Regions from separate parts of the Mus musculus genome. Here regions 2, 3 and 4 are each linked to region 1. A link is a loop called in an ENCODE intact Hi-C map of the cell type or tissue named here. Cell type or tissue: heart. All regions are shown on one strand. Each heading gives the region's core, and the rest is flanking DNA. Links, peaks and the distances in the headings are about the cores only. Region 1 holds the start of Slc25a23 (solute carrier family 25 (mitochondrial carrier; phosphate carrier), member 23). Region 2 holds the start of Gpr108 (G protein-coupled receptor 108). Region 3 overlaps Gm33566 (a long non-coding RNA gene). Region 4 holds the start of Rfx2 (regulatory factor X, 2 (influences HLA class II expression)).

The links. Peaks named below come from ENCODE experiments on the same cell type or tissue, not always from the same donor. Only the 100,000 strongest peaks of a DNase experiment are listed, where the experiment ranks them.
Region 2: it touches region 1 in a loop (2.1-fold over the local background); 2 of 42 quality-filtered maps call a loop at or near these places.
Region 3: it touches region 1 in a loop (6-fold over the local background); 11 of 42 quality-filtered maps call a loop at or near these places.
Region 4: it touches region 1 in a loop (7-fold over the local background); 8 of 42 quality-filtered maps call a loop at or near these places.

The regions. Positions count from the first base shown.
Region 1 is chr17:57,057,329-57,064,893 of GRCm38, reverse strand. It overlaps Slc25a23 (solute carrier family 25 (mitochondrial carrier; phosphate carrier), member 23), which reads left to right and starts at 5,031. Exons shown (of 10, transcript NM_025877.4): 1 at 5,031-5,373; 2 at 6,660-6,786. The coding sequence starts at 5,221. Crb3 (crumbs family member 3) reads right to left here and starts at 2,663. Exons shown (of 4, transcript NM_177638.5): 1 at 2,521-2,663; 2 at 2,128-2,299; 3 at 1,196-1,257. The coding sequence starts at 2,200. In heart, for the core only: a CTCF peak has its summit at 4,227; DNase peaks (open chromatin) are centred at 4,283, 4,423, 5,163, 5,733 and 2 weaker places; H3K4me3 peaks cover 4,077 bases; H3K27ac peaks cover 1,714 bases; H3K27me3 peaks cover 2,527 bases.
Region 2 is chr17:57,243,960-57,251,524 of GRCm38, reverse strand. Gpr108 (G protein-coupled receptor 108) reads left to right here and starts at 3,836. Exons shown (of 17, transcript NM_030084.4): 1 at 3,836-4,014; 2 at 4,642-4,761; 3 at 6,180-6,230; 4 at 6,414-6,496; 5 at 7,157-7,278. The coding sequence starts at 3,889. Trip10 (thyroid hormone receptor interactor 10) reads right to left here and starts at 2,074. Exons shown (of 15, transcript NM_001242389.1): 1 at 1,954-2,074; 2 at 668-783; 3 at 514-570. The coding sequence starts at 1,977. In heart, for the core only: CTCF peaks have their summits at 2,026 and 3,037 (motif pointing left); DNase peaks (open chromatin) are centred at 1,504, 2,074, 3,044, 3,754 and 2 weaker places; H3K4me3 peaks cover 4,063 bases; H3K27ac peaks cover 3,741 bases.
Region 3 is chr17:57,162,842-57,170,406 of GRCm38, reverse strand. It overlaps Gm33566 (a long non-coding RNA gene), which reads right to left. Exons shown (of 7, transcript XR_876893.3): 2 at 5,239-5,304; 3 at 4,863-4,993; 4 at 4,337-4,409; 5 at 3,049-3,295; 6 at 1,128-1,313; 7 at 1-247. Among named protein-coding and RNA genes, the nearest start is that of Cd70, 17 kb to the right of the region's middle. In heart, for the core only: a CTCF peak has its summit at 3,146 (motif pointing right); a DNase peak (open chromatin) is centred at 3,196; H3K4me3 peaks cover 366 bases.
Region 4 is chr17:56,826,871-56,834,435 of GRCm38, reverse strand. Rfx2 (regulatory factor X, 2 (influences HLA class II expression)) reads left to right here and starts at 3,428. Exons shown (of 17, transcript NM_009056.2): 1 at 3,428-3,553. In heart, for the core only: a CTCF peak has its summit at 3,063; DNase peaks (open chromatin) are centred at 3,205 and 4,595; H3K4me3 peaks cover 2,601 bases; H3K27ac peaks cover 1,294 bases; H3K27me3 peaks cover 1,822 bases.

The DNA of each region.
Region 1 (7,565 bases), core at 1,158-6,157:
AGTGTCCGAGCTTCTGACCAGATACGGTTCTCTTGGTTTTCCTGGCTCTTGTGTTGTTGTTTGTTCAAAGTCTCCTATAATCTTGAACTTACTATATGGCTAAGAATAATCCTAAACTTGCTTCCTTCCTCCTCCTCCCCTTCCTCTTCCTCCTCCACAAAGCTGGTACTGGGATTACAGGTGTGTGCCACCACACCCAGAGTTTTTATTGTCACATGGTCTCATCTATACCCCAGGCTGTTCTTAAATTGTGGCAATCCTCCTGTCTCAGCCTCCTGAGTGCTAGGGTGACATGTATGTATCACCATGCCCATCAGGCAAGACACTGTGTTTGGTTATGAGACAGGATCTCATAGTAGCCCTGGCTAGCCTGGAATTCACTATGTAGAACAGGCTGGCCTTGAACTCCACCTGCCTCTCTCTCTCTCTTCCTGGAATGTATGGGTTACCACTCCCAGCAAGACACAATTTCTTGTCCACTGTTATGGAGAGATGGCTTGCTACCTTTCTGGGACACAGAAGTCCCACTGGCGTGGCTTTGTGGGTAGAGTGCGTGCCTGGCATGCACAAAACTCTGGGTTTGACTTCTAGCACCCCATAGACCCAGCATGATAGCGGACACATGTTAACCCAGCAGAAGGATCCAGAATCCAAGATCCAAGGTCATCTGACTACAGAGGAAGTTTGAGGCCAGCCTGAGCTACACTAAACCACTAAACCATGTATGTATGTATGTATGTATGTATGTGTGTGTGTATATATATATATATATATATATATATATATATATATATATAGTTTTTCGAGACAGGGTTTCTCTGTGTAGCCCTGTAGACCAGGCTTGGCCTTGAACTCAGAAATCCACCTGCTTCTGCCTCCCAAGAGCTGGGATTAAAGGCGTGTGCCACCACTGCCCAGGCAATAAAAAAAATAATTTAAAAGTCAGGGCATCTGCCTAGCACATGGCCTTTTATTTTTCTCTGTATAGGCCTGGCTGTCCTGGAACTCACTTTGTAGACCAGGCTGGCCTTGAACTCAAAAATCCGCCTGCCTCTGCCTCCCAAGTGCTGGGATTAAATGCGTGTGCCACCACCGCCCGGCGCACATGGTCTTTTAATAGTAATGTCTCTCCACTTGTCCCATACTACTCTGGTCTCACACACTTGCTCTTCCTTCTTACACCTTCCCAACTCACCAGGCCCCCGTTGGACTCATCACCTGGGGGTTGAGTTGTGCTATTTGTGAAAGGGTCCGGTGCTGTGGAACAGAAAGAGAAAAAAAAAATCCATGCTGGGGTCTTCTTCACTAGTTATCACTTACACACCACTCAGTCAGACCTTGCAAAACGCCTTCCAAAGTCTCCAGCTGGAATTGAGGCAGCAAGTACAGCCAGGCCACCCACTCCACCCTCGGGTGTGATGCTGGTTTCTCTGGCCACCCTCAGCCCAGCAGGTAATAATCTGACCACCCAGAGTCACCATTGTTAGCCTATTAGAATAGATGGCTTCCAGAACCGTGTCCCCCTCCACCATCACTCCGGCCCAGAACCCTTAAGGACCTGGGCGGGGCTCAACCTTTCCCAGGAGTATGTGACTCACAAGGTCCCCCCACCCCCCAGGCTCCCGAAACTGGAACTAGAGACTGAGGGAAGGTCTGGCTGGGTCCACACCTACGGAGGGCCAGCCCTGTCAGCTGGGCTCCCTCCAGGTCCCCCTGACTGCTTAAGACTCTCAACTATGCAGACTCAGGTGCCCAGGCTCTCCCTCCCCTCCTCCACCTCTGGGCTCTGCCCAACAACCCCCAGCTCCTAAATTCCACAAGACTTAAGGACTCAGGAATTCTAGGCTGCGGGTACGGAGCGTTCAGAAAAACGCTGGTTCGAGCCTCAGCAACGTTAAAAGAAAAAAAAAAAAAAACTGGAGAAAAAAAAACTGGAAAAAAAAAAAGTTCGCAGGTCAGCTAAACTAATTTGAAATTCAGCCCTGAAGCTTTCAAACTTGGTCTCCAAACGCATTCCAAGCTCATTCCTCAGACCTGTCGCCCTCTCTGGGTCGCAAATGCCCGGCACTTCTGAGTTCAACCCGGGAACCCTCCTCCCACCCGAGCGCTGCCCCGGACAGTACCTACCTGTTAGGCTCCAGCCGGAGGGCAGCATCGGCAAACCAAACGCCAAGAGCACCCCCAGGCCTGGGGTCGCCATGAGTTTAGGCGACGAGTTGGTGACGCCAAGGACAGGACTTCCCCAAGGCGCCAATTCCTACCGCATCTTGGGTCGAGGAGGGCACCTGCGACCCAGGACCTGGGGACCAGACCGGGGTGGGGGGGAGAGGGCGCAGCATAGGGTGAGGGGCTGGACTCAGGCTCGGGGCCCAGCGACAGGCAACCCAATCTTGGAGTGCGCTCCCCGCCCTCGGCGCCAAGGGTCAGAGATTAAAGATTAACTCCCCGACCGCATTCTTGGGCCAGGAAAAGGGAAGGAGGAGGTGGGGACAGGACAGGCTGCGCGCCCTGCCTCCCTACCTGACTCCAGCGTCTGAGAGGGACTTCGCTCAGGTTCCCAATCCCGGGTTCCCAGCTGGAACCCCGAGTCTCCGTCCTTCACCCGGTCGCTCCAGATCCCACCCGCCCCGCCCGCTCACGTGACCCGGAAAGTTTAGTCACCCACCTGGGCAAAGAGCGCACTTCCGGCTTGTGCACCTGAGCCTGGCTGAGAGGGGCGGGGCGAAGAGGGCGGGGCCGCGCCGCCAGAGCACCTGTAACGGGAACCCCATTGCGACCCGGAGCACCGCAGAGGGCGGAAATGAGCAGGTGTAAGCACAGGGGTGCATACCCCGGCGGGGGGCGTGGCGACACTCCAGAAAGATACACACTTATAAGAGGCGGGCTCCGATGGGAAACACTGAAGAACTCACACCCTGAAGTCAGACCTGGGAATGCTAACCTGTATTCTAAATGTATTCTGGAGGCTGAGGCAGGAGGACCCCAAGTTCAAAGCCAGCCTGAATAAACCCTATTTCAAAAGTAAAAGGGGCTGGGAGCGTGGCTCGGGGCCAGAACCCCTGCCTTAAATGGCCTAGTGAAGGTCGCCTTCCAAGAATGTCTTAGTGATTGGATCGCCCCTTACTCAGCCATGAATTCCTCCTTAGCATGCCTGAGACCCCTGGGTTCCATTTTCATCCCATAACCAAAAAAATCAACCAACCTGTACAGGACTAGTTTTGTAGAAAGATACATGTAGGCTTGTAGTCAGAGTGTAATCAGAACACCTGCTTAGATTAAACCCGTGCGGTATTAAAAAAAAAAAAAAAAAAAAAAAAAACCGGACAAAGATCTGTGCAGAATCTCGCCCAGCTTAACGGAAGGCCTTATGTCCACACTGAAGAACATCCGTATGAGGTCCACCTGCCAGGGAAGTGTCTGTGAGGAAGCATGGATTTGGGGCGTCTGCGCAGAAGTAGTGATGTCCCACGGCACCCACACAGAAACTCTTATGCATGGAAACATCTGGTAGCTGGTAGAGGGAGTGGGTGGGACTTTCACCTGTTCACCACAGATGTATGGGCACAGCTTGGGTGGGGACCGCATGACCTCTGGATGTATCTTTGGGTAAAAGGTGGTCATGCACCGGATATGATGGCACGTGATTGCCGTCCCAGCAACTGGGATTCCGAAGCAGGCGAACTGCTGCACATTCAAGGCCAGCGAGGCTACAGAGACCTTGGCTCAAAAGGACAATAACAACAATAGCCATAGAGCTGCAGCTGGAGTTCTGTGGCTAGTTTATCTAGCACATACAAGGCTATATACAACACCCATTGTAGTGTAGCATACGCCTTAGATCCCAGGTGGAGCTCTGTGAGGTCCAGATCAGCCCGGTCTACATAGTAAATTCCGTGGCTACATAGAGAGACTGTGTCTTTGAACAAGAAAAATAAATAAATAAATAAATAAATAAATGAGGCGTCGTCCCTTCCTGGGAGTGGTGGTTTAAACTCTGTTTAAATCTCTGCTCTGGCCCTAAATGGGAATCCAGACTAAGATTTGAAGCTTTTGATTTCTCCACTGTAGCGTGGGAAAAGCTAGTGTCACCTACCTACCTCACAGGGTTTGGGGTAGGTTCGTTACTGAGCAGCGAGTGAAGGGCTCTGGCATGCGCAACGCACTCAATGTGAGCTCTTATTTATTATTCGCGGTCAGACGGACGCCCTTCCCCCTGACGGTGAGACGAAAAACTGCACCCGAAACTTGTGGGCGGGACTTCAGCAGGTGCAACCACAGCCGCCGGCTGAGGCCCCGCCTCCAGAGCCCCTCCTCCTGATCGTTATCTTTAGTGGCGCGGGAGATACTGGTCCGCGACTCCCTTTCCAGGCAGGTCTGCAAAGAGCAGCCTTCAGAGAGTCTGAATTGGGGCGCGGCCCCTTTAAGAATGCCTAGCGGGCTGCGAGCTGCGGGACAGGAGGCCGCGGCGGGTCAACCGGGAAGCCCCGCCTAGGTAGAGCGGACCGCCGCAGCTAGGGCGCATTGACCAATAAGGATTTAACTTTGCAGCCGCGCCGCTCGTTGACCTTGCGTTTCTCTCTCCGAGTGTCACCAAGAAAAGGAGGCGCGCGGGCGGAATGAAGTGTTGGGGAGGGAGCCCACACCTCTTTGTTGATCTGCTGTTTCTATCATCGACTGGGGAATCTAACTAGAGCAGGCGGGCGAAAGAAGCTTTTAAACTGGTTCAGAATTCTTTGCGTAGACCTGGGAGAAGCAAAAACTTGAATTTCTGATAAGTGATCCGTTAGAGAGGAAGGTGTAAATGAACAAGATTACGAATCCAATTCCTGACAATTCCCTACCAAAACCATTTAAGGAAAAAAGGGTAAACTGAGGCAAGCAGAGTACTAAGACGGTTGCCTCTCCTACCGTCCCAGGAATGCGCTGTCAGATGTGCAAAACCAGAGCCTCCTAGAATGCTTCCCCACGCCCCCTGCTCCGCCCCCAGCCCCCTCCCCCAAGTAATGCGGGTCGGAGGAGGAGACCAAGTTCTGGCGCGGGCGGGGACGACTAGCATTTATCACTTCCAGCAAGTGCCGGAGCTCGGCCCCGCACTGAAGAGGCTGCGGTGCGGGTGGGCGCGGGAGCTGGCTTTGTGGGGACCCCGGGGGGGAGGGGGAGCCAGAAAGCCCCCGCCGAGGCCGTCGCTGCGGGGCCTCCCCTCCCCCCTGGGCGGGCGCCATGCGGGGGGGCTCAAGCGACGCGGAGCGGCGGCAGCGCTGGGGTCGCCTGTTCGAGGAACTAGACAGCAACAAGGACGGCCGCGTGGACGTGCACGAGTTGCGCCAGGGGCTGGCCAGGCTGGGAAGGGGAGATCCGGACCGTGCACAGCAGGTACTATGGGCAGCGACCACCGCGGCAGGATCCGCCCGCGCCGTAACCGGTGCCCCTTAATGCCGCGGCTACGGCAGCCACAGGCTACCTGTTGGCTGGACCCCACCACCTCTGTCTAGGTTCCCTTCCCTCTGTCCACCCGCGTCTGGCCTGACGTCGCGAAACAGGGCTGCCAAGGCTCCAGGCCTGCAGTGGCTGCGGTTGCCAGGACCCAGCGGCCCCTCCCCCCCCCACCGCCCCCTCCCCCACCCCCTGTGGGATGCCTACTGGGGGGGATGGACTGCAGAGCGGGACGCTTTCCCCTCCACGGCCCAGAGCCAAACCCTCCTCTGCTCTGTGCACAATCCGAGGGGTGACCCGCTCCCACCTGCAGCTAACACAACTTCACATCCTTGCTGGAGCACACACAGAGCCCCTAGCCAGCTCTCCTAGTCTCTTATTTACATTTGCTGCCAGCCGGCTCTTTCCCGGACCTGGCCAGTTGCCCCAGGCTGCTCCAGCTAGGGAGTCAGTCCATCTGAGGTCACTCTGCTTCTACTGGGGTCTGACCTGTCTAGGAAGGAATTTGAGGTAGGGGTGCAGTTTAGCAGTAAAGTGCTTTCCTGGCATGTGCAAAGGTCCTAGGTTCTAGCTCCAGTATGGGAGGTGGCAGTGGGGAGCAGCAAAAACTGGCCCTTTCTCCGTGTGACAGGGGACATGGAGCCCCTAGCCTTCCCTAAAACAGACCTATTGCATTTTTGTTGACCTTGAGTCTAAGGTCCAACTTTTGGATAGGAATATAAAGAGGCCCCATGGCTGTTGGGCCTTATATGAACCACGACTGTTTCTAACAGGACAAACACACACACACACACACACACACTCCTCAACAAGACTGCCAAGGAGACAGGATTTTATAAGGAAAATCTGGGTGGGCAAATTTGGGAAACAAGGTAATGAATGAGAGAGAATCAGAGTTCAAGGTCTCGTCCTACAGTACAGAGAATGTGAGGCTAGCCTGGGCTATATGAGACAGGTGTCTCAAAATTGACCAAAAAGTGCCCCCAGGTTGCCACTTCCCAGTACTATGACCTTGAACTGCCTCTGTGACTCTGTAGAGTCCTCAGTCTGCCTAGGGACTGAGACAAGAGGCAGATTCTTCTTATGGCCTGGGGCTGCTCCCTTCCATGAGGAACTGGGGCTCTGAGCTCCTGAGGCATGAGGCATATTCTAGCTGTCTTCCCCACACACGCCCTGTGGGGGTGCAGTCTGCTGGAGTCCCTGTGTCCCCTTTTTTCCTCTGCTAGGGTGTCTCCTCTGACTGGGATGCTGATCCTGATGGTGGCCTCAGCCTGGAGGAGTTTACTCGCTACCTGCAGGAACGGGAGCAGCGCCTTCTGCTCATGTTTCACAGCCTTGACCGGAACCAAGATGGTGAGATGGGCTCTAGGCTGGGGAATGGACAAGTGGGTTAGAACCCGAAGCGCCGGGGGAATGGGGAGGGCTGCTTCTGACTCATGGACTATTTTGGGAGTTCTCAGCTGCAACTAGGTGATTTGAGCCTGAACTGGCCCATCCCACCTCCTATCCCTTTTGCAGTAGGACCCCTCTCTCTGCCCATACACGTTTCTCTTCAGACAGTATACTTGGTTCGGAGACCCTCAAATACAAGGATAGACCCTTAACCAAGCATCTTCTGGGTTCCTTAAGTATTACCTTAAAGTTGGAGAGCTAGATCAGGGGTAACGTGGTTGCCACAAAGCCACAAGTCCCTAAGCTCAATCCCTTGTCCCCATAGATGCAGAGGTACATGCCTGTAAGCCCAGCCTTGGAGAGGGGGAGATGAAGAAAATGAATAATAATCAAATATTGCTTTAGTCCCTTGTAACATAGGAACCTCTGTGATCACCCCTGAACTCACGCATTCACTCCTGGAATAGAGAACTCTCCAATATCAACCCTGAGCAGCCCCCACAACCTGTATAAGAACCTCTCTCCTTACCATGGTGGCAAACAACTTTGATCCCAGCACTCAGGAGGCGGAGGGGCAGGCAGATGTCTGAGTTCAAGGCCAGCCTGGTCTACAGAGTGAGTTTCAGGACAGCCAGGGCTACACTGAGAAACCCTGGCTCAAAGGAGAGGTGGGAGGAGTCTCCCATGAGGCTGAGAAGCTGACTCAGTCAGAGAGGGACTGGAGTTCAAACCCCCGCACC
Region 2 (7,565 bases), core at 914-5,913, 190 kb before region 1:
TGAGAACAGAGGCAATCAAAGTCACTGATACATTAAAGCTCTTGGGTTAAGAGACCAGTCCTGGCTAAAGGGAGTAACAGGACAACCAAAACCTTATCTCAAAGATAAAAACTCGGGTTGGTGACGTGGTATAAGGGGTAAAGGTGCCTGTGGCTAAACACCAGAGTCTGATCCCTGGGATCCACATGGTGAGAGGCAAGAACTGACTCCTTCAAACTGTCCTCTGACTTCCAGAGGACTTGCGTTCTGTGGATAAGTGGGTGCATCTCGCTCTCCAAAATATATAAAGAATAAGAAGCCCCCAAATAACTCAGCTACAGCACAGTGAGGGGAAAATAGAAGCTGAGAATTTACAAACCAAAAAGGGCTCCCTGCTGGAAGCGAGTAAATTCCACCTTAGGACATCCAGACTAACAGGAGGTGGGACTGGAAGTGTGAGGTAGAGTGGCCTCTAAGAAGGTGAGAGACCTGCGCCTCCAGCCCCTCCCTCGCCCCTCCCCCTCCCATTCTTACTTGACTTCAGGGTCATCTTTGGTAGGTCTCTTGGGAAGATACTTTTTCACCAGGCTCCTAAAGGTTGGGACAGAGGCAGGGAGGCTAAGAACGCGGACCTCCTGCGGTCTCCCCTTGGAGTCCCAGAGCAGCGAGCACCCACCCTCATGCTCACCGGAGTTGCTTAGCATAAGCCTGCTCCACCTCCGCGCGTTCTTTCACGAACTTCACGTATTTGTCCAACAAATCCAGCCCCCACTGCGTGTGGCGTTCCAGCACCTCAAACTGATCCTGATTGCAGGAGCGCGATTGGGGAACGTTAGGGTCACCTGGGTAGGAGGCACCGAAATCCCAGCGACCCGGAACAGCGGAGGTGGGGTGGGGTGGACAATCTCTCGGGGCTTAGCGGTTCCAGCAAGGGCTGGCTGGCTTCCCCAGGCGCCGCCCCGGCGTGGCGCAGGGGAGGCAGGAAGCTGGCGGGAACCCCCATGTCCTCCTCCAGGGAAGGGCCTGGACAACACGGCCAGGGCCCCAAACCAGACAGCAGGGTCTCTCGGAATCGGGGTGGCCAGCAAGGGTGTGGAAGGAGGCTAAACCACGCCAGTTCCCTCACCCCTCCTCTAATCCCCTCCAAATTCCAAAAAATCAAGAGGGCTTGGCACAAAAATCAGGCACAGAAGGGATGAGTTCGTGCAGCTCAAAGTGCGTGGAAGCAGGGTCGGGGGGCCTCTATGGCCAAATTTCCCCACTCGCCAAGATCCCCCGGGATCCTCAGTTGAGTGACTCAGTTTCCCCTGCTTCTGTGATGCCTCCACTATAGTGGCTCACCCCCACTACATCCTAAGATTGCACCGCCTCCAGAAAGAGGAGGGGTCAATAGTCCGACAAGGATTCAGGGAAACTTCTAGGGCTTCCTGGGTGAGGTTAAGAGGCGGGTAAGGGGTGGCTCCGCCCAGCGCCCGGGGCCGAGTCCTATAGCCCCTTCCCCTCCCCCTCAGCGTTCCAATTGTAAGCGGGGAAGGAACCCGGTAAGGCCCCACGTGGGACAGAAGGTGACCAAAGGGTCCCCTCCCCCTCCCAGCCGGACAGGCGGGCGACGGGCAGGGACCCAGGGGCCGTAAGATTAGCCTCCAAGCCAGGCCAGGGCGCTCAAAATAGGTGACCTCACCCAGCTGTCCCCCCTCCCTGGCCTGGTCCAGGGACTTCTTCAGATGGTCTTCCTCTCAACTCTGTGCCTCAGTTTCCCTATGCGGGTCCTGGGCAAAGTATCCCTACGTCCTCGGGGCGTCTTGAAAGTCCCAAAGGAACTTTTGAGTGAGTGCGGAGGGCAGAGGGCGGGGACCCAAGGGATCAGCTGCAAGGGAAAGCGTGGAGTCCGGGCTAAGGTACTTCGGGGACAAAGAGCGGAGAAGCCAGGACCCCAGCAAGGGAGAACCGTGGGAACTGGGGAAAAAGACTCACCCACAACTCGGTACCCCAATCCATGCTGCTCTTGCCGCCCAGGACGCCACCGCCTCCTGCCCGGGTCTCCGCCGCCCTCCACCGGAGACTCAGCCCCAGGGCAGTGTGCCCAACCTCGCCCCGCCCCGCCGCCAGGCCACGCCCACCAGCCTAGATTACAACGCCCCTTCGTGCCTTTCCACGCCTCTACTCTGCCGAGCCCCCAGCGGGGGGCTCTGAGGGCGGAGTCCAGATGATGCCCCGCCCCCCATTAAAGGGCCATGCGCCACCTCAAAGTACGCCTCGATTAATTTTCAAAATTTGTACCCCATATTTCTCTCCTCTGCCATCCCAAACTATTCATCCTTTCCTTTCAACTTCGCATTTTTTTTATAAAGGGTCAAGAGATCAAAACCCCAAATCCAAGCAGTCTTTCCCACGTGTCCCCACTCCATGGCAGGGAAAATCTGTGGTTGGTCATTAGGCTCTTGCGGGGACCTACTCGGCTCCAGAAATCTCCATTTCGTCTCACTAATAGTCTGTTTCCCTCCGGCCACAGAGATGGGATGACTTCGATCTTGCCCAGGATGCACATCCAGCCAAGGCCAGGTCCATTAGCACCCCCCAACACCACCGCATCCTGACTTCTCTTCCTTCCCGCCAGAGTCTCCTCTGAGAAACAGAGGACAGGTTGTCCTTTGGGCACCGTTCTGGGCTAGGCACACACTCACACACACACACACACACACGCATGCACGCACAGCACCGCGCACTTGCACTTGACTACACATTTTCCAGCCTCATTCAGTATGTAAGGCCCAAATCAGAACTGCCTCTAGATTCTGGGACCCTGGGGCTTAGGATTTCGGGTCCTCCCAATCATAAAAGTCCTTTCACGCCTTGTAAACCCCCTTAAGGCTCCCGGATAAAAGGGAAGAGGCCCTGTTGGCTCCCACCCCACTCTCCCTGGCTGTAGGTGCTTTCTCCGCCGCTACGCAAGTGTCAAAACACCATTGTGTTGCAGCTAGAAGAGCAGTCTAGACTTCTGAGGAAAGACGCCCTGGAGCCAGTGCTGGAACTGAGGCTCCAATAGGCCTTGGCCCCACCTGCTGGTGGCTTGTGGGCTAAGCTCTGAGATGTAAAGTGGGGTAGAGGGATGGTGGAGGAGGGTGGAGAAGGACTCAGAGTCCCAGTGACGAAAAAGGTATCACACTACGGTGGGAAGCTTCGCGCCAGGGTCAGCAATCTAATTAAGAGTTGCAAGCTACAACTAGGATCCAGCAGCTGGGACTCTTCCAGATCTGAGGACTCAGTAGGAATTGAGGAGCCTATGTTTCAGTTTGAAGTAGGGAACTCAGCTGCTGCAAGGTTACGCCTAGGGCGGAGTCTTCAGGTAGGACCTACAGCGGCATTCAGCCGAGGATTAGAGATCAGCATAGTGCGAAGAATTTTAGGCTTTTCGGTGGCCCAGCAAAGTTGAAACAAGGTAAGCTCATAGACGCGTACGTTGACTAAGTCTCCACTTCTGGCCGGGAGCAGGGTATCGGGGAAGTGAGGGGTGGGAGAGGAAGTGCGTCCTTGGGAATACTGGGAAATGTAGTTTATGCATGCTTCGTTGCACGGATCTGCTCCCTCTATATTCTGGGTAATGTAGTCTTGGACCGTTAAGAGTTGCTGAAGGAATTCCGCTTTAAGGGACGGATATGGGTTCCTGGATCATTGGTGAATCGTCCTGTTCCTCAAACTACATCCGGGACAATCTGTTTAGCGATTGGAGAGTATGAAAGCCGGGGCTGAAAAGGATAAGCACGCCCATTTGGGAGGCCTTCTGACAATCAAAAGAATCTCAGTTGCTAATTGGGTGACTAGACCACGTCGTGCGACTATTGGCTGAAAAGTGGGTAGGCCTTATCAGGCGTCAGAGGCTGTGTTCGGGGGGCAGTCGCAGCCCCAGAGATGGCAGTGAGCGAGAGGAGGGGGCTCAGCGGCGAGAGCCCAACGCAGTGCCGATGGGGATACTTGTCGCTGCTGGTGCTGACGCTGAGCGGCTGCTCAGGCCGTATCCACCGGCTGACTCTCACAGTGAGCCCCGCAGGCTTGGCCTCGTTGTCTCCCCCCATAGCTCCGCCGGTGGATGGAGCAGCCGCACCCCCCACTGCAGGCCGCTAGTGGTCTCGTCCCGGGGTCTCCCCGCCCGGTGCTCGTAATGGGTTGGCCTGGCTTAGAGGGCGGGGCTTCATCTCCTGGGACCCCTGACTCCTGGCGCTTAAACTTTCAGGGAACACTTGGTAACAACCATAGGACCTGGGAGGAAGGGGTACCACCTGGTAGGATCTTCCTGGAATTCACTTAGGGGAGTGACAGGAGACTACTTTCAAAATTTAGCCCAGATAGAATCGAAAACTTTTCTGGAAAGTCGAAACTAGTCACACCAGCCTATGTAGCCCGCTCTCGGGGTGGTGCACGTCTATATGGGGACTGTCATGGGGTTGCCAGGGTTTCACCCCATGGACACACAACCCCACCCTCTAGCTGCCTCGGACTGAAGTAGGAAAATGTCACCAGCACCAATACGATGTACCCAGGAAGGCTTTCTCACATGCTCCTGTCCTGAATAAAAATGTATAGAGACGCTCAGGGAAACACGCCGTCGTGCTGGACTTGGTGGGGAGAGTGCCCTTGTGCCACTGTGTCTTTGGTTTCCTGCAGGGGGAGAAGCGAGCTGACATCCAACTGAACAGCTTCGGATTCTACACCAATGGTTCCCTGGAAGTAGAGCTGAGCTTACTGCGACTCAGCCTCCAGGAGACAGAAAAGAAGTTGCCAAAGGTGAGGGGGCTCATGGGAGGACTCAGTGTGCAAGTTCTGGGATTCTGTCTTAGCTCTGTCCCTCACCGGTGTGATCTGTGGCCAGTCTCATAGCCTTCCCCACCTGTCACCTAAGAATGAATACAGTGTCTCATGCAGTCTGGGTTTGAGGGTACAGATTTGTCATCTTAGTGTCCCTGCTGGCTTAGGCAGGAGGATCAGAAATTAGCCAGCCAGTATATATGTAACATATATGCATGTATATAATGCATTTTAATCATACACGCTTCTCCCCCTAACTCCTCCAAAATCCATTCCCACCTTCCCAAACTCCTCCCAATCTCATGTCCTTTAAAAAAAAAAAAAAAAAAAAAAAAGATATGGCCTCACTATGTAGCCCCAGATAGCCAGGAACTCTGTGTAGACCAGGCTGGCCACAGACTCAGAGATCTGCCAACCTCTGTCTCCCAAGTGCTGGGATCTAAGGCCGGTGCTCTTGTTTGTTTGTTTGTTTGTTTCTCCTGGGGCCACACCCTCACTCACTCAGCATCTATCAGCTAGCTGTCCACAGCTCCCCAGTTAGGTGTAGGGGTTCAAACACCCCTCTTCCCTCCATGCTGGAATGTTGACTGACTCGATCCTGTGTGGGCAACCACAGCTGCTGTGAGTTCATAAGCAACAGTCTGCTGTGTTCAGAGGACAATGTTCCCCTCTTGCCCTCCTCAGCCTCTGCCTTTACAGTCTTGACTCTTCCTCTTCCTCTTTCTCTTCCTTTTCCTCCTCCTCCTCCTCCTCCTCCTCAGTTTCATTCCCTGAGCCTTGGGTGAAGAGGTGTGATATAAATGACCCATTGGGAGTGGCCTTGTGGTTTTTTTGGCAGAGAGGTAATGTTCAAGACAGGGTCTTGGAACTCAATATGTAGACCTTGAGCTCACAGATCCACCGTCACAGTGCTGGGATTAAAAGGCGTGCACTCCTGCGCCTGGCAAGCAGCCTCTCCTGACAGCTTCTCTTATGACAGGGTCTCATATAGTTAGTCTCAAAGTCAAGCCCCTTCTGCCTCAAGTCCAGAGCCCTTGGAATTGCAAGCGTGCTCTGTTCTGCCCAGCACCATTAACCTTTTAGGTGGGTCAAACCAATCAGGAAGTGCATTCTGCATGAGCGTTGTGGGTCCAGGATGGGGCAGGACATTGAGAAGCTAGCACATAGTGGGTGTTCAGTACCTGTGAGATGAGCCAGTAGCGGTGCTGCATGCTGAGGCAGCAGTAGGGTTGCTGCAAGTTTGAAAGTTCAACTCCAACCTGGACAATATGGTGAGTACCTTACCACCCAGGGCGACCTGGCTAGTCCCTGTCTTGGAGCAGAGCAGAACGAGGCTTCGTTTCTTCTGCTGCTGAGGACAGTTTGGGAGCCCTTCCCTTCTCCTCTTTTTCCATCAGGTGGGGTTCAGCTTGAGCAGAGTTCGGTCTGGCAGTGTCCGCTCCTACTCGGTGAGTGGAGAGCATCGGGAGGGATGAGGGAGAATGGGCGTGGTGTTGGGGGCCTCTCTTCTCCGTGGTACGCTTACAGCCAAGGAGGGGCAGGGAGAAGCTGTGGGTGGATGGGGAAGCACACTGAACAAGGCTGGATCCATGGGCCCGCTGTAACCCCGGCCCCCTCTGTCCACTCCCCAGAGACGGAACTCCCATGAATGCCCTCTGGATAGAAACAGCAGCAACTTCCTGGTCCTGTTCCTCATCAATATCAAGGACCTGCAGTGAGTTGGGGTGGGGCAGCCCTAGGGAGAAAGCGAGTCACTTGCTACATGGTACATCATGGGTGTGGGGTGTGTGTGTGTGTGTGTGTGTGTGTGTGTGTGTACATGCTGCTGGAAATTGAACCCACTGCCTTAGAAATTATAGGCAAGTACCATACCACAGCCACACCACCATCCTCTCACTAGGGGACTCTAAGGGGGGTGGGGGCAGTGGAAACCTCCATCCCTGAGCCACACTCCCAGCCCCTCACAGGGGGGGTTTCAAGTACCCCCTGAGAAACCCCCAGCCCTCTTTGTACTTTTTAAGACAAGGTCTCAATAAGTTTTACCGGTTTGGGCCTTGAGTCCACTCTGTAGCCCAGGCTGACATTGAACCTGCAGTCCTCCTGCCTCAGCCTCCCGAGAATCTTGACTCACAGGCCTTCCCTCTGTAGACCGGGCCATGTGATCTTTTAAATTGGTGCTGAAATGGCCCATCCCAGTGATCTGATAGTTGCTATTACAGGCAGCCATGAGTGTGTGAGCTACTGTGATAGGCAATGGCCAGGTGCTGAGAGTTGGTGACCAGTGGCTCAGAGCAATGAACCAACCCCTTAAGAAGGGCATCCGTACACATTCTATACCTGACCTCCCCCTTCCTGATTCCTCCCCTCACCCCAGGGTCCAAGTCCGAAAATATGGGGAGCAGAAGTTGTTCATCTCCCCTGGCCTTCTCCCTGAAGCTCCCACCCAGTCAGGTCCCCCGAAACCAGACCCAGCAGGCACCCCCAAGGACAACCACGGTAAGTCCAGGTGGCCTGCAGAGCTGTGCCAAAGACCAGCTTTAACACTACTGGGGAAATTAAACCAAAGCAGGCAGCCAGGTGTGACATCAGTGGCCGGGGTCAGTGCAGATGACATTTGGCAGTTTAATGCTCGCTGTTCTGGGGCCAAAAGGTGGTGGCTTCTAACAGTTTAGCTCCTGTGGATAGCAGCAGGGGATTTAGAAAAGAAACTTAACTACTTGGGCTCTATGCGTTGCTCACAGACCTCTTGCTGATCAGGCCAGAGGCTCAGAGACCGTTAACTC
Region 3 (7,565 bases), core at 1,220-6,219, 110 kb before region 1:
ACTGCCAAGGCTAAGCCACTAGATTCCCTTATAAATAGACAGAGACAGAGATAAGGAAGATGAGAGTTTTACTCTTAAAGGAGGTCACCTGGTGTTTTCTTTCTGAGCTGTACAGTCGGGGGGTGGGGGGGGAAATGAGTGACAGGGTGACCAAATGATAGCCACACTGTACTCAACCGGGCATTTTCTTCACAGGACACCAGTGGATGTGGCTCAGATCCCTCCTTCTGTCTCAGAAGCTTGGGCCCTGGGGAATGGGAAGATGTTCAGTCCATAAAGAACTTGCCACACAAGCAAGAAAGACCCAGGTTCAACTCCCAGAAACCACAAAAGAAATGGCAGCATATGCCTGTAATTCCAGCACTGGGGAGTCAGAGACAGGAGCACCTCTGGGTCCCAATGGCCACCTCCCTAGTGAATCCATGAGCTCTGAGTTCAGTAAAAGATTGTCTGGGAAAACCTGGTGGTATAAATGTCTTTAATCTCAGCCTAGAAGCAGGTGGATCTCTGAATTCAAGGCCAGCCTTGTCTATATATAACAAGTTCTGGGACAGCCAGTATTAGGGTTTTTAGGCAGAAGGAAGGATACCTTGATGAATTGAAGCAGAGGGACAAAATCACAGCATGCAACAGGCCTCATGCAAGAGTATAGGGCAGGTGGAGGATTATGCAGAGGTTGCCTCTGAGAGAGGGCCAAAGGGGAAACTGAAGGTGGGCTGTGAAGGCAGTGGCTTCTCATAAAGATGTATATATACTTCGTGCACATAGGTAGAATATACGACTTTTGTGGGGCAGTGGACCATGTTAGGAAACTTGATAAGGTAGAGCAGATCAGAGAACCCAGAACTCGGTGTCTCCCTGCTCCCTACTAAGATTCCAGGTCAGGAACACATGCCACACTCCCGACATTGGTCACATAGCCCAGAACAGAGATCTCCACACTAGAGGCCCCGAGGATTTAGCCAATAAGCTTCCCTTTGAAGACACCCCCCCCCCTCTTGCAGAGGTACTTCATGTCTGGTCCACCCCGAGAAGTGAGTACACACCCATTTCCCACAATGAACAGTCAGTAAACAGTATGGATAAACATGGACTGTCTCTCATCAAAAAGTTTTGACTGCTCTTACCTCATGCAGGTGCCTGGCAAGTATCGGGCTATGAGGAAGCCGCGGGACACTGCTCCAGGGGTGGGGGAGCACAGTCTGAGGTCTTGGGGTCAGCCAGAGCTGTCTCGTGGGTCCCTGGGTCTGCAGGAAGGCTCAGGCCATCTGGTTCTCAGGCTCTTGAGCACCAGGTAAGGTTGTGCCCATACCCTGACAATAGGAAAATGAGGAGAGGTAGGTCCCCAAAACTTTGACAAGATCAAGTTAGTGGTCCTGGTGTCCAGGAGAAAGGAGATGGGCCATCCGGATATTGTAATGACTACTCAGGGCTCCCTGTCAGAGATGACAGAGCCCAGGCCAAAGCAGTCCAATCCCCTTCGTTCATTCATTGCCTCAGAAGTCTGCTGGAGGGTGACCTGGGTCTGATGTCCCCGCTCTGTGGGGAAGGGAAGCAGACAGGAGTCAACAGCCAATGTTCCTATTTTTTTTAACTTTTTATTAATTCTTTGTGAATTTCACATCATGCATCCTAATCCCTCTTATCTCCCCCATCCCTTTGTATCTGTCCTCTGCCCTTGCAGCCTCATATGTGTGTGTGTGTGTATACACACATATATATGTGTGTGTGTGTGTGTGTTTGTGTGTGTGTGTATGCTATAGTGTGTCCCACAGTATTCCCTTTTGCCCACACATATTTACTTGCAAATGTTCACTACAGTGAGTCATTGGTCTGGTTCCAAGGCTTCTGCTACACTATCAATACTGTATCCTCACTGGGATTCCTCTCAGATGCTCTGTTGTTGCCCTGTGTCATGGAGATCCTGCAGCTTTGGATCTGCAGGACTGGCCCAGCAGTTCATGGCATAGTTGATGGGGTGGGCCAACTCATAGCCCTGGATCTGAGTCTGAGTGGGAGCTGAGTTGGTCAGCCCTCCAGCTCTCCCACACCCACACCGTGAGTAAGCACGTGTTCTCCAGCACTGCCCCACCTAACCCACCCAATGCTGCCGCCAGCGAGGGGTAGGGCCAGCTCTCCTGCTCTCCTGACCTCTAGCCAGTCCATCCAATACCACATGACCAGGGAAAAGCTCTGCCATGCTGCCCAGGAAAGGAGCAGGGCCTGCTCTCCCAAGTGCTGCAGTAGGTGAGGGGCAGGGCCAGCTCTCCCACTCTCATGACCTCCAGGCCAGCTTTTCTGCCTACCACAAGCATCTCTCCCTCACCCAAGTCACTACATGGCAGTAGTAATAGGGCCAGCTCTAGAGATAGCACACACTTTGGACATGGCCAGAAGAGCCTTCAGGGGTTAGAGAAGGCCAGGACCAGTGACTTTCCTGAACACATTTGAAGCAGTGACTCGGTGTACACTCGCATGCCTTTAATCCCAGCACTTGGGAGGCAGAGGCAGGCGGATTTCTAAGTTCAAGGCCAGCCTGGTCTACAGAGTGAGTTCCAGGACAGCCAGGGCTACACAGAGAAACCTGTCTCGAAGAAAAAAAAAAAAAAAAAAAAAAAAAACCTGAACCAAGATGGAGAGCAGTACAGGAAGATACCCAGCATTGACCTATAGCTGTACATGCACATAACCATTCACCCCAAACACAAGAACACATGCACACATTCGTCTGCACACATACACACATACACAGAACCAAGATGGAGAGCAGTACAGGAAGATACCCAGCATTGACCTATAGCTGTACATGCACATAACCATGCACCCCAAACACAAGAACACATGCACACATTTGTCTGCACACATACACACACATGTATATGCAAATGCATGCATACCAACACACTAAGACTTTCTGGTTGGGTGGGTGGGTAAGTGGTTGGTTAGTTGGTTGGTTGAATGGATGGATGGATGGATGGATGGATGGATGGATGGATGGTTTTACAAGACAGGGTTTCTCTATATAGCCCTGGCTGTCCTGGAACTCACTCTGTAGATTAGGTTGGCCTTGAACTCAGATCCACACTAAGACATTTTTTAATAGAAGCTGGTAAGGGAGGAAGGGAATGCGCTTGGATGTGGCCGGCAGGTGGCGCTGCTGGACGGAGCATTTGCAGAATGCCTGGCTGGGAATGGGGCTTGCTTGCTGCGCTCCCAAAGTTCTCTCTCTTTGGTGTCTGCTGGGAACAGCTCTCCCTGTCACAGACAGAGCTGCTGTAGGCCGTTGAGCTCCCTGCTGGGACAAACAGTGCCGGTTGTTGTCATCTTGTCAACAAAAGGGGACACCTATGAGGGTTGGAAAACCCACACCCTCCCTTGGGCAATGGAAAGAAAAAAACGGCTACAGTCACCCCACTGATTCCAGTGTTCCTGGTTCCACTGCTTATATTAAGGCCATTGCTCTGCCTTCCTGCCATCCCACCTCCCTGCCTCCCCGCTTCCCCTCCCCCACCCCCTCCCCCACCCCCTCCCCCACCCACCCCCCACCCCTAATGACAGGCACCCTGGAGCTGCAAGCCTGAATAAGCTTTCCTCCCTTTGGTTGCGCTTTCTCAGGGACTTTGTCACAGCATCAAGACTCCACCCTCTAAAACCGAGGTCCTCAGCCTATGAGTCTCGGACCTCTTTGGGGGTCGAACAACCCTTTCTCAAGGGTCACATATCAGATATTTATATTATGATTCATCACAGAAGTAGAATTACAGTTATGAAGTAGCAACAAAATAATTTTATGGTTGGAGGGTCACGGCAACACGAGGAGCTATATTAAAGGGTCCTAGCATTAGGAGGGTTGAGGACCACTGCTCGGAACCAACCCATAAATAAGCCTCTCCCTACGCAGCCCTCCTTAAGGATCAGGCCTCAAATGTTCCCCCAAACCTTACGTGTTCTTTCTGGGCCAGCAAGAAAGCACAGCAGGTAAAAACAGCTGCCCACCAAACCTGACAGCCTGAGCTCCATTCGGAGGACCCACTTGGTGGGAGGAGAGAGGCACACACATACTGCTGCTGCACATATGTATTCCCATGCCACACACACCAATACGTAAATGTTTCTTCCAATGGCTGTGAGTTCATTCTCCATATCCCATTTTATCTCCACCAAAAATTAGGCCACAAGTCACTTAATAAGGTACTCTGCTCTTGCAGCTAATCTGGCTGAGTTGTTTTAAGGCTAAAAGCCCACAGCCTCCAGTTAGCATCTCAAAGTGACACAACAGGAGGCTAGAGAAGTTGAAGTATGGGGGGGGGGGGGGGAGAAGGGAAGGGGGACTTACCCCTGTCCTTTGTTCTCAGTACTGGTACAACTCTCAGAGCATGCGTTCACATGGTAAAAAGATCACTGCAGGTCTGCACATAAATTCAGTCATAAATTGAATAAGAGGTTATAACAGAGAATGCACACGTATATATACACTAGGATCTGGCTTAACTTTCACCATTGGTTACTAGCTTGCAGTGTCATGGAAAATTTAAGGCTGTAACTAAGCCATCCTTGAAGTTTTGTTTAGACAAACCCAATCAATACCTTATCTCCTGTTTGTGCACCTAGGGTCCTGTGGTATATATCTTCTTTATAACCTTTAGTGGTTTCTGTAGCCCTAAGTTTTAGAAGTGTGCTGTTATCTCAGAAGCAATTAAGCAGTCCTGTTATAAAAGGGACTCAAACATATCTCTCTCTCTGGGTTGTCATTCTGAACAATGGTACCCTAGCATGCTGGATGTTTCTGGAAAATAAATGTTCTTTGTCTTTGCATGCTATCTGAGTGTGGAATCTTCCTTCAGCAATCTTCGGACCCTTACATCTGTGAGAGCTGAGGGTGGTGACACACATCTGAACTCAGCCCTCAGGACACCCAGGCAGGTTGGTAAGTTCCAGGCATCTGCGCTCCTGAAGGCTTGGTACCCACTGCAGCAGTTTCCATTGTGGGGTCCTGGGAAACAATTGGATGTCACCATTGTCAGTCAGGGCTTAAGGGACTGAGGATGGCCAAAAACTAGGGAGAAGGTACTAGTTAGAATAAATAGGTTATAAAGGGGAGGCACCTTTAAAGTCAACAGTCTGTCCCTTCTGTCTGTCTGCTCCTCTTACCCCTCCCCACCTTACCCCTTCCCACCTCCCCCCAACCCCCCTCACTCTCCCTCCTCCCCTTCCTCACATGCTCCCCACAACACAAACCTCTCTCTCTTTCCTGACAGTCTGCACATGAGCAGTTCTAGCCAGAGGCTTCATCGTCCAGTGAGCCTAAAAGCAACCAAGACCAACTAGCAACCATGGACTGGACCTCAAAACCACAAGCAAAATCATGCCTTCCCTGGTTTTAGGGTATTTTTGCTAAGTCAGTGGAAAGCTGATAAAGTTTGTCAATTGACTTGTCTTCTGATACGGCACTTAAGAAAACTTTAGTAGCATAATCTAAAAAGCAGCTGCTGCTGTCCGCCTCCAGTGTCTCAGCCCATCACTGGGAGCTCACCAGGACTCATGCTGCAGTTGGTCATCTATCTGCAGGCTGCACTATACTTTCTAAAGTGTATTTTATCAAATGTATATTAAACCTCTTTTTTTTTTTTTTTTTTGAGATCTCTATGTATCCCAGGCTGGCCTCAAACTCATAATCCTCCTGTCTCAGCCTTCCAAGATTTAAGATGACAATTAAAAAACAAAAACAAAAACAAAACAAAACAAACAAAACAGTGTGGTCTACCATGCCCAGCAAAATACTTTTTTTTTTTTTCTGAGACAGGCTTTTCTCTGTTGTAGCCTTGGATGTCCTAGAACTTGCTCTGTAGACCAAGTTGGCCTTGAACTCACAGTGATCCATCCTCTTGCTTCTGCCTCCAGAGTTCTGGGATTAAAGGTATGTTCCACCACTGCCTGGAGTTAAATACTTTCTTAAATATATATTTTATGTGTAAGATATAGCCTGCTTCTGTGTGTGTGTGTGTGTGTGTGTGTGTGCAGGTTAGCCCACCTAGCTTGTAAATTTCCAGGGCTTCTCCTGTCTCTACTTCCCATGTCCTCACAGGGACTCTAGGATTACAGATACAAGCAATATACATATCTAGCATATAAGGCCTGGATGTTCAAACTCTCATCTTGATTCTTGCACATAAGCATCTTACCCACTGAGCTGTCCCTCAGCCCATGGCATAGCATTTTGATTGACATGATGAAATTATTATGACCATCAAACAAATTTACACGTCCATCGTTGTGTTGGTCAGCTTTCATTGCTGTCACAAACTACAGAAATCAATGTAAAAAGAAGAAGATTCTCATTCCTGTCTTGGCTTCAGAAGTTTCCATCCTTAATGGACTGACTGGTCAGGTTGCTTTGAGGGCGGTGGAAGGCAGGAACAGGAGGGGAAGCCAATATACTCACTGCATAGCAACCATGAAGGCAGCCTCCTCCAGTATCCTTCAGAGACACACCCTCAGAAACAGGGGGCTACCTGCTAGATACCACCCCCCCCCACATCCCACCTCATCACCACACCCCACTCATTCAAACACACACAACCCCCTACTCCCCACTTCCTTTTTCTTTGTTAATTAAATCTATTCTCCCACAATTCCAATCTGCTTTCTGGTCCACTGATTGCTAGGCAGTCCACCCAACCCCAACAATTAGTGAGTTTTCTCTCTAACTGGGCATAAATGATTCTCTGAGTCTAACCATTTCCCTGGGTGAGGCTTCGATTTTTCCGGAACAGTTTCTCATCCTCTTGGCTTCTCTTGAAAATCCTAGTATCAGGTAAACCGTGTCTGCTCATGCAGACGATAGGTGACGACCCATCGGACAGCTTATGCCTTCTCAGTTCAGTCTCCCTGGGTCTCTGGGACACTTCTGACCCAGGCCTGGGATTCCTCTTCCTCCTGAACCGTGTCCTCATAATCTCCGGACTCTTCATCTAGTTTCTAAACTTATTGAATCTGGCCTCAGTATACAGCCCAACCAATCAGGGAGAACATGAAGAATTTCTCCTTTCTTTATTCCTTTCTTTTTTCACACACACACACACACACACACACTGCATTAATGTCTTGCCTGAAAGTTTGCAACAAGTCAGAGTGAACCCTGTTAGGAGCAGAAACTATAGCACTCACAACATACACACCTGTTCCTGCTGCAGCATCTGCCGACCACACCACAAGTATGTACTGGTCATTTGTCTGCAAATCTAATTCCAAATTCTAGAGTCCAATTCCCCAGCCCTCTGTGTCATCTAAGTGGCTTTGACTCCTACAGTTGACCCACATAGACTGGGCCATTAGCTTTCCGCCAGCCTGCGTTAATGTAAATGCTCTCCCTCTCTCTTACTTAACTTTGTGAACTCAAATTTTACTACAAGTTGGCCTCATTCAATGGCCAGAATTTGGTGCGTTTGATTTCCAAATTCTCACTGCCATGGACAAATGATTCCCAAATATTTTCCATCTAAACTCGCTGTGTTCTGTGCTCCCAAACCCTCTTATTTCTACTTCCCTATGATTAAAAATACTTT
Region 4 (7,565 bases), core at 1,120-6,119, 230 kb after region 1:
GGTTTTTGGTTTTTGGTTTTTGGTTTTTGGTTTCTTGAGACAGGGTTTATCTGTATAGCTCTGGCTGTCCTGGAACTCACTTTGTAGACCAGGCTGGCCTCGAACTCAGAAATCTGCCTGCCTCTGCCTCCCGAGTGCTGGAATTAAAGGCGTGTGCCACCACGCCCGGCTAGAATAAGACTATTTTTAATATAAAGCTGGGTATTGGTGTCACATCCCTTTAATCCCAGCACTTGGGAGGCAGACTCAAGTGGATCTCTGAGTTCGAGGCCAGCCTGGTGTACAGAGCACGTTCCAGGGCAGCTACACAGTGAAATCTTGTCTTAACTTCCAACGAAAGACTTTAAGCATGATGATTAAGAGACAGAAAGAATTCCCCCTGCACCCCCCGCCACATTTGGGTGCCAATTTCTGTGGAGCGGAGCTGCTCTGAGTCTTCACAATAGTCATAGAATGTGAGTGGGTTCTGCCAAGGACCAGCCTCAGCTTGGAGAGAGGGGTTCTGAGGAAGGGGTGATTAGAAGTGGCAAAAACAAACTACTTGAAGTCAAATTGTGGGTCCAAGTTGGCAGCCTATGCTCTACTCCAGACAGCTTTCCAGCCTGCTTCCTCTCTTTCTGCTTTCTTTTTCCTTTCTGGTCTGCTTTCTCTGGAAATCTCCAGACAGCTCTCTCTCAAGTTCTGCACAAGACAGTTCTCTCTTGCTATTATAAAGTTTTTCTCTGAATAGTTCATCTCTTGCAGATCTGCCTGCCTCTGTTAAGCACAGAGAATAAACCAGCTGGGTGGGACCCATCCTGAAATTACCATTTGTATTACACCTGGGCCTAACCTTGCTCTATTCTAGGCTGACCCTGAACTCAGGTGTTTGTCTGCCTTTGTAAGCATAAACAAAAAGATGTAGCTGGGTGGAATCTCCTTTGATCACCACTCCCTAAATCTCCTTGTCTCCTAGTTTAGTATCTTTCTGACAAGTTGGCTCACAGCACCGCTGTCCTTGTTCCTTTAGATTCTTGAAGCCCTTCATGTTTCATATTGCATCCTTATATTTTTTGATATCTATATTTTTTTTCTTTTTGAGAAATTATATATTTTTGAACTCATGTTTTTAGGGTTCTTTTCCACAGCCTTAAGGGTTGTCTTGAAGGTTCCAAGGCTCACCATTTATGATACATTAGCCTCATCTTTACCTCCTGGACTTGTATTCTAACTACCATGGAGTCATTAACAGTAACAGGCAGGACACTCCTTGAAGGAAGGGCATAAAATGTGTACACTGTTATCCAAAGGAGCCCTACACCCAAAGCGGCCATTGACATTCTAGTAGGCCCATGCCCAATGGCCCTGTCCCAGGGGCAGGAACCATGTCATTTTGTCCCCACCAAGGCCATGCAGGACCTGGCAGATTCACAGCTCTTGTCTTCCAAAGGGGTTTCTGAGAAACCCAAGTAAACTCACAGGTGAATCCTGGATAGTTGACATGGAAAAAAAACTGGGGGAAAACAAAAAACAAAAAAATAAAAAACCCTGACTCCTGCCTGCCATTGTTACTCTAACATAAAAAACATATGTTTGGAAGAGGGGAACAGGGCTTTCTGCCAAGCCGAATGATCCTTGGAGGACACAGGGGAAAGGCAGAAAGTGTTCACAAGTTGTCATCTGATCACATGTGTATCATATCATGTACATATCACATCCTAAAGAAATAAATGTAAAAATACTAAAACTCTATGTAAGGAGTGAGCCAGCTGTATCGTCAGCGAGTGAGAGGCTTAGAACTCTGAGGTGTGTGGCTGAGATGAGAGGTTCTCTTTCCTTCCCATCCACAAGTGTCCCAGGTCTAGAAACCCTCCTGCACTTCTTTCCACAGTCTCCTTGCTAAAGACCAGGTTTCCAACCCATGAGCTCTGGGGACACACTTCTCAGTCTCTAAAACCAATGAGTTCTGAAGGGCCACAGTTTGGTCCAAACAGATTCAGGCTCATTCATGCATAGCCATTTGCCTCCATGATAGTTACAGTTGAGTCTATGGGACTGGGTCTCTCAGCACGGGGGTGGGGGTGGGGGTGGGGGATGGGGACCGGACACTAGCTTTGTAGTGTAGGCAGCCAACAAAGTGGTGTTGTGGCACCAGGCTTCCAGTTGCTCCAATATATTTATTTTGGAAACTCCAGTCCTAGAGGCAGCGTCTACTGCCTTTCTCGCGGCCTAAGTTCAGGATTTCATGAGTTAGACTGTGCACAAATGCTTGGTGGCACCTGCCTCTCACCCTAGTAGTCAAGGACCTAAGACAAAAAGAACATTAACTTGGACTACATAGTGGGAATCTAGTCTAGCTTGGACTACTTAGCAAGACCCTGACTCACCGCTTTGGGCACATAAGCCCAAATTACCCATGTTCACTGGTGCAATTGGACGTTCAATGAATGAATGAATGAATGAATGAATGGAGCTATGGTCTGACAGCTCCTCCGCACTTGGGTCTCTGGGTTTAAACCTTTCCTTTTGCGTTAACTTTTCATTCTGTTTGTGTCATCCCACCAAAATATAAGCTTTATGAAGAGTCCACATTGAGACCTGTATATATATATGAACCAGAGAGGACAGAGAAGCGAGATGGGGTGGGTGAGGAGTTGTCAGCTTAGCCAGGACTGGTGAACACACACCCATCATCCCAGCACTAGGAGATGGAGCCAGGAAAATCAGGTGTTGGAGGCCAGCTTAAGCGGTGTAGTGAGTGTATACAAGACACCGGCTCAAAAAAAAAAAAAAAAAAAAAAAAAAAAGGAGAAGCGCTGGAGAGGAGGCTTCTGCTCTTGCAGAGGACCCGGGATCGGTCCCTGCTCAATTAGGCGGCTCATAGCAGACGGTCACTCTGGTTCCAGGGCGATCCAACGCTCTCTTCGGGTCTTCATGCGCATTGCATGCACACGCATAGACAACAATCTTTAAAAAAAAAGTTTTCAGTTTGTGGACCATGAAAGAGCAGGCGCAAGGCCAGAGTCTGCTGCTCCCCTTAGACGGTGAGCGCCTCCGGTCTAGCGGAATCACCGTAACTCCGCAAAACACGCACTGCCACCAGTGGGCCCTCGCGCACCTCCTTAGAGCCAACCCTTCCCGGGAGCCGCGCGCCTCCCGCCAGGCCCCGCCCTCCTTCTCAGCGATTGGCTGGTATTCTACCCAAGGACCTGCCCCTTCACCTCTGACGGGCACTATGAAAGCCAATGGGGAGATCGCCCGCCCTCCCCGAGGCCGTTGGAGGCGGGCATGGGCGGGCCGTTGGAGGGGGCGGGGCGTGCAGCTTGGTAACCGTTGCCGGGCGCAACGCCCCGCCCCGTGAGGGCAGCGCGAGGCTGAGGCGGGCGGGCGCCTGCTGCGGGCGGGCGCTGCGGGCGGGCGGGAGGGCGGCGGGAGCCGGAGGAGGAGCGGCCGGCGCCGCCACCGCCGCCGCCATAGAGACTGTAGCCGTGGAGACTGTTACTTACCAACGCGGAGCGACACGCAGCGGCCGACGCCGCGGGAGCCGCTACCGGAACTCCCTGCCGAACTCCAGGTGAGCGGTGCGGGCCGGGGCAGGGGGCGGTGGCGGAGGGGGGGGGGACCCCGCTGGAGGGGGGTCGCGGGGGCGGGCGCGGCCGGACCCGGCGCCCCAACTTTGCAGACGCCAACCTCATCCAATCCTGATAGGCGCCTCTGATTTGGGGGAGCCCTGGGCTGGGTGGAACCCCTCTCACACTCTCAAAAGTTTGTAAAGTGAAGCGATCTCTTCTCGCCTTTGACGCACTAAATCTGACTTTGAGGAGCGGGGACTCCAGAAGACCCCTCCTTGTCTCTTACTCCACAACACCTGAAACTCGGAGGCGCCCTCAAACTAGTCAGTCCTCTCTTTGACTACTCCCAAAGCCTGAATTGGAGTTGCCCCAAACCCGCTCCTTGCTGTCATCCCCCTAAAACCTGAGTTGGGGGCTCCCACAGAGCCAGCCATTCTCGTCCAAGTCTGAAAACCCAGAGGCACCGTCTCCCTTTTATACTTATGAAATCGGGGTTCTGGCTTTTATCCATGTACTTAACTCCGAGGGTACTCTTCTGCTTGCCTCATAGTTCTGACCCTCGGGTTTCCTTCTTGACTTAGGATTTGGGGGCTCCGGCACCGTTTTCTTGTGCTTTGACCAAAATAGTCACTGCGTTTGTTCTGTTCTGGAAGGAACTCCTCCCTTCGCGTTTTCTTGCCCATCCCAAATACCCCCGGCGCCCCAAATCCTCGGACCACTCTCCCCTGGAACCCGACACCGCTGCGTTTGGGGGTCCTTTACCATGCCGCTCCGGGAAGCTCAAGCGCACCCATAGCGTCCTCTTTGCCGAGATCCCCAATCTAGAAAACTTTCCCGAAGGAAAATATTGTGTGAACCGTTTGTAGGAAGATCCAGGAGGCCGGGAGAGTGCGTGCGCAGCCCTCCTGTGCACAGGCAGCACATCCCAAAACACCGGATTGTCTTCCTCGCCCCTTTCCATGGGTCATATCCGAGTTCGCAGTTGGGATTCGCTAGGGCTGCGGTTGTTTCCTTGGACCCTAGAGAGCTCGGTTCCGGACAGAGCCCCCTAGGGTGGCGGGGAGGGGAGTTGGGGCGGGGAACGCACCAAGAAACAGCTGGGACCGCTGTCTCTCCTGAGACTTCACCCCTACTTTAGTACGTCTCCGGAACACTCCGGTACTCAGGTCCCCCAGGAAAAATCCTACAACGATTGAGTGTTAATAAATGTAACTTTATTAGCATGTACATAAGTGTGGCCTTCTCCTGTGTGTATAATGTGTTGTAATCATAACCACCACTCGCCTCTCTTGACCCTGATGACCCCCACTCCTCCAGCCCTGGCTTGCTTCTACTTTTTGCTCCCTTTTTCCTTGAAGGGAACAGAGTTCAGTTGGGGCCACGGCGCAGAGGACAGTGGGTCCCTCCTCAGAAGTGGCCGTCAGGTCCTCGGGAGTCAGATGACTCTTTTCTTATTGTCAAAAGTGATTTGCTTTCCGATTTAAATTTTTACGTGTATTTATTGTGTGTGACTATACTGCACGTGCACACACCCCCGGAGGTTAGAGGACAGATTACAGGAGACTCCCTTCAGCACTTGATCTTGGGAGCTCAGTACACTTGGTGGCAAGAGCCCTTACCTGCGCATCTCCCTGCCAGTGGAATGAGCTTTAAACTTAAAGTGAAGCGAAGACAATTCTAGAACAGTGATGATATTAATAAAATAATAATGACGTAAAACTTCTCTTAAAATGTTTTCCTGTTTGAGTTTTTAACGTCAGCCTCAGCCTGTGAAGGTGCCTGTTTGATGGGACTGAGCTCTGGCTGAGTCCCTGCCGGTCCTCAGTGGAGCTTGGGTTCAGGGACTGAATGGACTAGAAAATCCACCCAGGTGTGGCCACTCATCCACTCCCACTGGAGAAGGAGGGCTCAGGCCTCAGAGAGAGGAATCTAAGGCTGTTAGCATCAGGCCTACCGCCTGTCTGGTGGGTCACTGTGGATACCTGAGCCCCAGGGCCACTACAGGGCTGTGAAGGACTTGTCAACACACTGGCCCTCTAAAATACAGCCTGTCATTCTCTTGCTGCATGAAGTATCCCTGGCACTTTAGACTGTATTAGTAGTGGCATTTTAAAAATCTTTATTATGTGTGTGTGTGTGTGTGTGTGTGTGTGTGTGTGTGTGTGAACATCTGCAACATCTGCATGGGCTATGGTGTGTACATTAGAGATCAGAGGACGACAAGCAGGAGATGGCCCTGAAGATCAAACACAGGTTACCAGGCTTAGCAGCAAGCTCCTTTCTCCTGCTGAGCCCCCTCAGCCTTCCCATTGATAATGAAAATATTCATGTAGATTATCCATATATGAATGTATGTTAATATAGCAAGTGTGTTCATATAATATTAATAGTTCATGTATAAAGGCTGCTTGGTTTGTTAAGTCCTTGACTAGAAGGAGTCACAGGTTTTGTTTTCTTTCTTTGTTTGTTTACCTATTTATTTATTGAGGTGCTTGGCTTTGCATATGCTATGCAAGTGTTCTGCCACTGCCCAGGCATCCCAGCCCTGTTTCTTTATTTTATTGTATTTTTTGAGATAGGGCATCACTATATAGCCCTGGTTGTTCTGGACCTTGCTATGTAGACCAGGCTGGTCTCGAACTCAGAGATCCACCTGCCTCTGCCTCCCGAGTGCCACCTGTTTCTTTTAAACTAACTGACGTTGACTTTAAAAATGCAGCACCTCCCCTGTGTGCTTGTAACTATGGACGCTTGTTGAAAATGAGATGAGCTGTCTGGAGGATGCAGCCCCCAGCAAACTGCACTAATGGATGTTGCAACCTCCCATCCCGTGTTTGGAGCTCTGGGGCTGAGATGACCCAGCCATAGTTCCTACCTCGGTTCTGAATATCACAGAGAAGTCACTTCGCGTCAGCTGTAGCTCTGTCCCCATCAAGTAAGCCAGGACTAAGTAAGGGGTGGGACTAAAGGCTTGGCACCCTGGTGCTTGGGGCTTCCTGAAGGCAGTGTTGGCAGGACAGAGGGCTTGGGTGCTGCTTAAGCCTTTGAGCTCCTTTACTGGAACTTCAGTATGTGTGGGATGGCTCCGCCCAGCTTTGCCCAGCATTAGTGGATGGGGGTGGGGGTGGGGGTGGATGGATGGATGGACAGACAGGTGAGTAGATGGATGGGTAGATGGGTAGATGTTGTATTACATTTTCAATCTCATATGTGAGTTTCTAACCCACCTTTGAACATTCAGTTCCCAGATAAGATACAAAACTTAAATTTATAGTAAGCCTTAAAGCACTAGAGCTGGGCAGATGTCTACCCTCGATGCTATTATGTCTACTCCCCCATCAATAACCCCGAGTTATAACTTGCCACGCTCCATCTGGGCTGCTCTTGATTCCAATTGGCCAGCCTCGTGGCTATGCTTTCATGACTCACCTACCCCATGGCAGCGGCATCTTCTCTCTCCCTTGTGGTCTCTGCCTCAGACCCTAAGCCTGGGAACCAACACCTTTCTTCTGCCCAGCTACAGGCTGTAGACAACTTTAATCAACCAGTAGTTTTAAATTAAGGAGCAAGGTGTGTGAGATGATCTCCCCAACCCTGAGACAACCAGGGCCAGTGTTAGCCTTGCAATACATTGCAACGGACCAAACCTCAACAGGTGGGTGGGTGGATAGGTGGGTGGATGGCTAGATGGACAGACTGACGGTGGATGGATGGATGGGTGGGTGACATGGGTGTTAGAAGGTGGAGATGAACTGGATCACCCGCATGGTTCATGTTCTGTCATCAAATGACATTTTGTTTGTTGCTTAAGGTCTCACGTATTTCTGAACTTGAACCACAATCCTCCTCCTCCCTAACTGCTGCCATGCTGATAGGCGGTCAGTTAAGGTGTTCACACATTACCTCATCAGGCAGTTACCTTACTTCAACTTTATCATACTTGTGCACACACACACTCTAGGTTTGGTTTCCATGGTTACTTTATCATATTCACACCCACACTCTAGGCTTGGT